3 separate regions of the Mus musculus genome follow, and regions 2 and 3 are each linked to region 1. Evidence: chromatin loops called from intact Hi-C (ENCODE). Cell type or tissue: heart. All regions are shown on one strand.

The links. Hi-C counts contacts between places; a loop is a spot of excess contacts. Peaks named below come from ENCODE experiments on the same cell type or tissue, not always from the same donor. Only the 100,000 strongest peaks of a DNase experiment are listed, where the experiment ranks them.
Region 2: it touches region 1 in a loop (3-fold over the local background); 4 of 42 quality-filtered maps call a loop at or near these places.
Region 3: a loop joins it to region 1, with 4 times the contacts of the local background. A loop is called at or near these places in 37 of 42 quality-filtered maps.

What each region holds. Positions count from the first base shown.
Region 1 is chr9:33,079,393-33,081,892 of GRCm38, reverse strand. The region is part of intron 1 of Gm27166 (a long non-coding RNA gene); the gene reads right to left. Among named protein-coding and RNA genes, the nearest start is that of Gm27166, 49 kb to the right of the region's middle. In heart, a CTCF peak has its summit at 990 (motif pointing right); no DNase peak of the experiment used is centred here.
Region 2 is chr9:32,739,415-32,741,914 of GRCm38, reverse strand. The region is part of intron 8 of Ets1 (E26 avian leukemia oncogene 1, 5' domain); the gene reads right to left. Among named protein-coding and RNA genes, the nearest start is that of Gm3331, 42 kb to the left of the region's middle. In heart, no CTCF peak of the experiment used is centred here; a DNase peak (open chromatin) is centred at 984.
Region 3 is chr9:32,404,194-32,406,693 of GRCm38, reverse strand. The region is part of intron 1 of Gm31755 (a long non-coding RNA gene); the gene reads left to right. Among named protein-coding and RNA genes, the nearest start is that of Gm31755, 6.3 kb to the left of the region's middle. In heart, a CTCF peak has its summit at 1,210 (motif pointing left); a DNase peak (open chromatin) is centred at 1,203; H3K27ac peaks cover 505 bases.

The DNA.
Region 1 (2,500 bases):
GCCCAAAAACCGTATCAGAGCCTTGCTCCACCATTCGCCTCACAGGTTGTCTCTAACAGTGTTTCTATCTAAACTGAGCTGCTAGCAGACCAATATTTTTGGTTAAAGGCAAAATGGACAACATACCAGTAGCTTTTACTCACTACAGCCATAAACATCACTAGCGAGAGCAGTGCACCAGTGAATGGACGGGCAGCAGGACAGTGTAGATGCAGTCACATCACCAGCCTGAACTGGAATTCAGAAGCCCTGGCACATAGCAAGCCTGACTGGAGACCACTTAGAAGATCTTCCCTTTAAGCAGAATTTCCAACCACAAAGCCCTATCTCCTTATTCCCAGCCATTATAACGTTCCCTCCAACAGTTCCACCTAGATAGGTTTTTCTTTTTTATATTTCAGCCATCTGCTTTTAGTTAATGCCAGAAATATATTTCAAATCATCAATGAAACAAACAATCAAAGTTGACCCCATTTATTAAAGAGGCCCTCCAGCCTGCTCCACACTGGGAGAAATTTGTCAGTGAAGCTGTCTTGCAAAAGAGCCCGAAGCTCTTCTGTGGCGTTCCTGTTTGTGCTCCTCTGAAAAGACACTGTTGTCACCTGGAATATATGGCCATAAGTGAGCTCCTGTCTGCAAGGCTAAAGGAAGATATTAACTGAGCATTGTGCATAAGGAAGGGGGAAGGAAGGCGTTGATAGATCACAGCAGAAGCAAACCAGGGAAAGGTGGACCAGGACAAGCAGGCCCTCTCCTTTAGTAAGGACTGCGTCTGGCCTGTGTCCGTGGTTAGATCGTATATCTGACAATATCCTCCCCTTTAATGCTCTGCAGATTCAAGGTATATTATCATACCCTAAGCCTTAACTCTCTAGGGAAATTATGTCAAACCATAACCAAGGAAGTGCAATTGTGAAAATTCACCCCAGGAACCAGCTGTCTGGAACTCCCTTTTAGGAAACAACGGAGAGTGGAGAGTGTGTTCCAAAAGGTGGCACTCTGAGACTGAGAATGGTGACTAAAGCCTCATCCTAGTCTCAAATTTCTGGAAGAATTGTGCTTAGCGTGAAATTCTAGTAGGCAGAGTGAAGGGGGATAGACGGAGAAGGGGAGAGTAGAAATGAGCTTAATTTTAGAGCTCTTCTCAGTACTCAAAGTGGATCTACCGTTATAGCAAACTCTTCCCAGTTCATTATGCAAAGACAGCACATTCCTGGTATGAGGAGGAAGGGAAAAACCCTTTTATGAAGCCTCTCTGCCACCTCCATTCAGTAGTGCCATCTGCTGACCTGTGCAGCAGTGTCACCTGAGAACAGAACGAAAACAAAACAAACAAACAAACAAAATCAGATAAGCTTCTGGCAAAACCTAAGGAGTGAGCAAAACCCTGAGAAAGCAACTTCACAAGCAGCTACAAGCGTTAACCTGTGCTGATGTGACCGGAAGCTGAGTCATGCCCACAGCTTTAACTGCAGCTTTGAGACTACACCTTCAGAAAGCCAGAGCCCTTTGCTCAGAGTTATTGAACATCTAAATGGGCATTCTTTAACCACAGCTAAGCTTCCAGACACATTTTGAGGAAAGCTGTAGGAAAACTGAAAAGCCTCATTGTGTCCTTGTGGTTGAATTGCTTTCAAGAACGATTCAAAGTCCCTGCTGCCATCGATGGCAAAGCCAAGCACATTCTCCAGCGTGCATTGTTTCCTGAAGATCAGATATGGATTTAATGTGGTGCCAAATGCAAAAGGGAGACAGGCCGATCCCCAACTTCGTTCTTGAACCAGCTCTGAAGGTCAGAGCTAAGTACCCAGGGACAAGACTTCTCCATTATCATCACAGTGAGAGCTCAGCGAAGTGAAGAAAACCAACCTCTTTCATGGGCACAATGTCTCAGCCGCCAATAATCCCAAATTGATTATTCTGGCTGAAAGTCACATCTGTGTATAATCTCAGATCATGAAGGGTCCTGAAAAGTAGCTAATATCTAGTTCATCTGGAAACTTTTCCTTCTGTAATAGCAATGTGTGCTTCATTTTCTTTTAAAATCTTTGTAGCTGCTTTTTACAAATAAAATTAAGAGGGTTAGAAAAAAAATTTTTAGTAATTGTTCAAAAGTAATCAAAGTCAAAGTCATGTATTTGATTCTAAATCTAATTACAGAATTCAATTCTAGAATTTGGGCTGAACCATAAAGTTTAAAATATATATTTTAATTGATACTCATACATACAGACAACTCGTTTTGATAGAATCCAACCACTCCCTTCTAATACCTTACCTACCCTCCTATGTCCTCCATCAATTTTTTTTACAATTTCATCATTTTTATTGGTTGTTTATTTATTTATATTTCAAATGTTGTCCCCCTTCTCGGTCTCCCCTCCTCAACGTCCCAATTTCATCCCCCCTCCTCTTTGCCTCTAAGAGGGTGCTCCTCCACCCACCACCCTCCATTTCAACCTCACCGCTCTAGCATCCTCCTATGCTGGGGCATCAGACC
Region 2 (2,500 bases), 340 kb after region 1:
GTACTGAAGCCAAAACCAGCTCTTACCCTTCCCCCTTCCCCTCAGTCACATGTATGTATGAAGTGTTAATTAGTGACAAGGGGCCACCTGGGTCTTAATCCCTCTGTGAAAGACATGAGGCTACTCAAGGAGTGTTCCCATTCCTTAACATGAAGAACAGATGGTGCATTCAAGCAAGGCATGCAGCACTTAAAATTCATTAAGGAGCCACCTTCTTGCAGAGCAAAATTACCTGACCTTGGATAAAGCATGCTCTTTGTGCTCAGTTTCACTATCTCTAAAATGGGGCCAGACTGACAGGGAGGAAAGGAGACTACTATTTAACAATGAAGTATTATCCTATCCCTACACCTAAATCAATGAATTGAATAGATGCGTATTACACATTGTGCTAGACACAGGCAAAAGGGACTCATAATGATAACAAATTGATTATCTCAGCGTGTAAGCACACTCTGAGTGCTCAGCATTTTTCTAAGGTTACAAGGAATACAGACAACAGTGAGCATGGGGCTGGCTCTCAGTGTTGTAATTAGAAGGGACTGAGCATGCACCTATGAACAAGAGAAAATGGAGCTTTTCGACTGTGTCAGTCTGATAACCGTAAACAGTACGGTAAGGAGGTACGTCTCGGCGGAAGCCAACATTGTGCTTGATGTAGCCCTCACTCAGCTAACAGGCAAGGCAGGCTTTCTTTCAAGCCATGTTATCTGCCCCCACATCTCGACCTAATTTAACAAGTTGCCATGGGAGCCCTGCTAAGGTTGGTGCAATTTTCTTATCTTTGAAGGAAGAATGTAACTGTGCAAGAGAATGTGAAAATTCCATCTCTAACTGATTTCCACACTTACAGTGCAGTAACTAAGATCTCACAGGAAGGAGGAGAACGTATTCCTGTAGAGGCAGGAAGGACTGAAACCTCAGTCCCTCGTCTAGGGGTGTGGTGAGATGCTCTTCTCACTTAGGTACACATACGCACATGCACGTGGTCCAGGCCAGGCAGCCATGATAAGCACATGTATGTAGTCCAGACCAGGTAGCCATGGTGCAGAAGTCTGAGTGCCCCTATTATAGGTCACACACAAGCTTCAGCAACTGAATTTTATAGGACAGAAAGGGGACAGAACGAGAGACAGGAAACTAGTGCAGTGTTTATACACATGTCAAGAGCACTGCCAACAGTTACCTAGTGATTTCCACTTCTCTAAGTACTTTCCAAATGCCAGGTCATCCTAACATGCCTGCATGAAGTTAGATCCCCATTTGCAGCCATCACCTCAGGTAAGAGACAACACAAGGCAGATGCGTTCCATCCCTTGTCCACCCCTATTTCTGGGATGGGGCCACCAGGTCACAGACTCAGGGAACCTGTAGTGGAGGCAGGAAGTGTTCCCTGAAGACAGAGATCATGGGGGAAACTGCCAAAATTTGGTCTGCTATCACACCTAACAAATCCCAACCATTATTTAGACCACAGCAACAAGAGATTCTAGTTCAAGTCTAAGGACGTGTAGAATAAACTGGATAAGACTGACTCTGCTTGGGGTGGGGGTGGGGGTGGTGTCTTATCCACACCCAGTTGGTGCTCATTTTCTGAAATAATCAATTTATTACAAGTAGGGCTTTCTTCTCACCATGTCTAGCGCAATGTCTAGCACTCATTTATTTAATCGATTTGGTTCAACTGTGCTTTCACACGTCCCCCACTGTCGGGATAAGGGTGAACAGTTCTACTTCACTAAAGTAGAAAAAGGTACAAGGTGAATTTGCCTAAAATCACACAGTGTGTGAAAGCTGAGAGAGAGTGCAGGGAACTTCTGGTTTCTGGTCTATTGTTCTCACTACTACTGGAGTTTGAAAAAGTTAAATCCATAATTGTAAAAAAAAAAAAAAATAGAATCTAAATGTGGACAAGCCTTCATTTTTTTTTCATTTGGAAGGGCTTAGTCTTTGAGAAAGTGAAGGGATGATGATCCCTTCCCCCTCCCTTCTCCTCCCCTCCCCTCCCCTCCTCCCTCTCCCCTCCTCCCCTCCCCTCCCCTCCCCTCTATTATCTGAGCACTACCCTAGCTTTTGTCCTTTCCTCTAAGCAGCCCTCTCCCCTCCCCACTCCATCATGGCATCCAGATGGAGAGAGACTAGTCTCAATTGCAAAGTCTTCCACTCTTCTACACTTTGAAAGACTTCTTGTACTCTTTCTCATCTCGGATATCTTCAATGAAAATGAGTGAATTTCACAATAATGTGCTCTCCAGAGACAGGAAAAGATCCTCTTGAAATGTGCCAAGGCCCCCTACTAATATCTTTTTTTTTTAAAAAAAGAAGGTGCTCAAGTTTGTCCTTTTCTCATGATTCTTCATTTGGTCCTTGCTGCCACTCCCAATCATGGATTTAATTCCTGGGCACCCTTTGATGCAATGACTACCCTAGCTAGGGGCTTTGTGGAGTGCAATATAGGGAACATATTCTTGATCTTGAAAGGAGGAATAATTTTTCTAAG
Region 3 (2,500 bases), 680 kb after region 1:
TCCGTGTGATAAACTTGGCTTGCACTATGCTATAGTCTCACATTCCAGACTTTGCACACATCTCTGTTTCTGGACCACTGTGCTCTCTTGATCCTTGCCTGTGTCTCCCCGGTTTGTCCACGGCTGACTGACCTCCTGCCCATGTCCCAGGCTTCCTCTTAGCGTCTTCCCAGGAGGCTCTTTCCCCTTAGGGCCATGGTCTTTGAGGTGATTCCACCTCTGAGAAGCACGCTTTCTGCCAGCTGTCCTGGTCTGTGAACTCTCATTGCAATTCTCTCCTGGCTCCCTAGAACTTTGCTTATTGTCTAAATGTGCATTACAGATGGGTAGCAGTCCAGGTTAGTGTACACCGCCTGCATTCCTTGCATCCAGGCTACAGTACAGTTGGGTCTTTATCACTACAGGTAATTCTGGAAGAAACACCTATCTTTATGTGAACTAAGCTGTTATGTGTCTGGCAATAATAACCCCACACCATAGACTCTTACTGTATAATCAACACTGTTTCCACAGATGTTTTTCTGGTGTTATTTCCCACAGCAGTGTGTGGCTCTTTTTATTATCATCATCTTGCTGATGAGAAATCTCCAGTCTCAAGAGGTCCAGTGACTCACCAAATTCATATGGAAGCCTCTGGGTGCCAAGATCGGAAAGCGAGCTCATAGACAGTGGGGATTGCCTAGTGCTGAGGAAGGAAAGCCCGCGATTGACATAGGTTGGCCTGTGCCTGTGCCAGGGAGATTTTTCTGCCTCCGACTGCTGTTGCAGGGTTAAATAAGAGAGTATTCAGTGTCTGCTAATGATAAACCCCATATAAATGCTTCACACATCGATACATACCTGTCCAGCCCTGACTGACACATACGGATGGTGAATTAGTTGATATCTTAATCCCTGTGAACTCCAATTTCCTCCCTTGTAAGACAGATGGTAGTAACTGTATTTCAGCCTCGTAAGGTGTCACATAAAGCATATAGGATCTCATAGACCGTCATGTACCCTGCAGTAGATCGCAGCATTCTACATTTGCAGCCCAGTTTAGCTTTCTAAAGTCTTTCATTTTATTAGCCTATCGATGATAGGAGTCATATATGTGTGTCTCCCTATTAAATACTGCAATCATAAAGGCTTCCTGGGAATGGCTATAATGGCTTCAGGTTAAGCTTACATTTGGGATCTGGAAGTACATAGCACCACCTGCTGGCCATTTAAGCACACTTCGTAGACAGTGCCAAGTCAACTGGCTTGTGGTACCTCCTGGTGGGCGCCTTCCTTCCCTTTATGCTTCCCCTCCAATACATTTCCTGTCCTTATTCCTCTGGGGACCTGGTGGTTGTCTGGAGCTTGGAACCAGTCAGCAAAAAAATGCTTTCCTCTCCTCGCTGCGGGGCCCTTGGTTTCTCTAACTGTATGTTAGCAGCATGAGATGAGAGTGTGTTCAGCTCTCATTCATCGCTGAGCTTCTGGGTTTCTGGGTGCCAAGAGCAGCAGTGAACCAGCCATGGGAGGAAGTGATCATTTGATCAAAGCAAAGGAGATGAAACTTGAGGTAGAGAAGAAGTCTCAGGTGAAGGGGTCAAGAGCTTGATGTGGGGTATATATGCTTTAAGGTGTAACACGCTTTCTTCAAAACTCCTGAGCTTCATACTATATCCCCTACCTCTTGGGCCTTAGCCTCAGCTGGTGATGTGGTGATCTGAGCTCACTATGGGAATAAAAGTGTTTCTTTGAGTGCAACTTTTGAGTCATCTAAATACAATGTAGGTGGTGGTCCCCAGCCACATAGTAAGTAGTAAATTACCTCCTTTTTCTCCATAAAGGAAGGTCGCACTATCAACATAGTGGCTATAAAGACTGGGAGAGATTCTCAGCTCCTTGAATATGTGAACAGATGTCTCTTGCCTCTAGTACCCAAGAACACAGTTCAAGGGTATCATAGTCTCCATGCCCAGATTTGTATGCTCTGCTCTGTCCTGCCCTGCCCTTTTTGCTGCCCCCCCTCCAGGCACGAGTTTTCCTTCAGAATCAGTGATTCAATGGATGGAATTTGCAGGGTGACCCCAAGAAGGTCAGACATGTAAGAAAGCGCCTGTAAGAAAGAAATTCTAGAATGTGGAAGCCCCGAACTCCAACCCCTACTTGCCTTCTTTGGAGTGCTGGCATCCAGGTGTGTTGTAATAGCCTCGGAGCCTTAGTTTAACTCCTGAAAGACTAGAATTGCAAAACTAACCCTGTCTCTCTAGGAAGTCTGATTCTGCCTCTGGTCTCCTCTATCTGTCCCTAATGTTGATGTTAAACTCTCTTGTGTAGAATATATAGAACTGCACAGTCAGGTCACTGTCCCTCGGGTACTCAGCTTCGTTGAGCAGGCAGTTGACTGACCCAAAACCTGTTTTGACATCATATCCATCCACATGCGATGCTCTGGCCACTCAAGCCTGTCCATCATTTCCCAGAACCCCTCCTCAGTTATGTTAGTCTGAGGCATGATGTATCTACC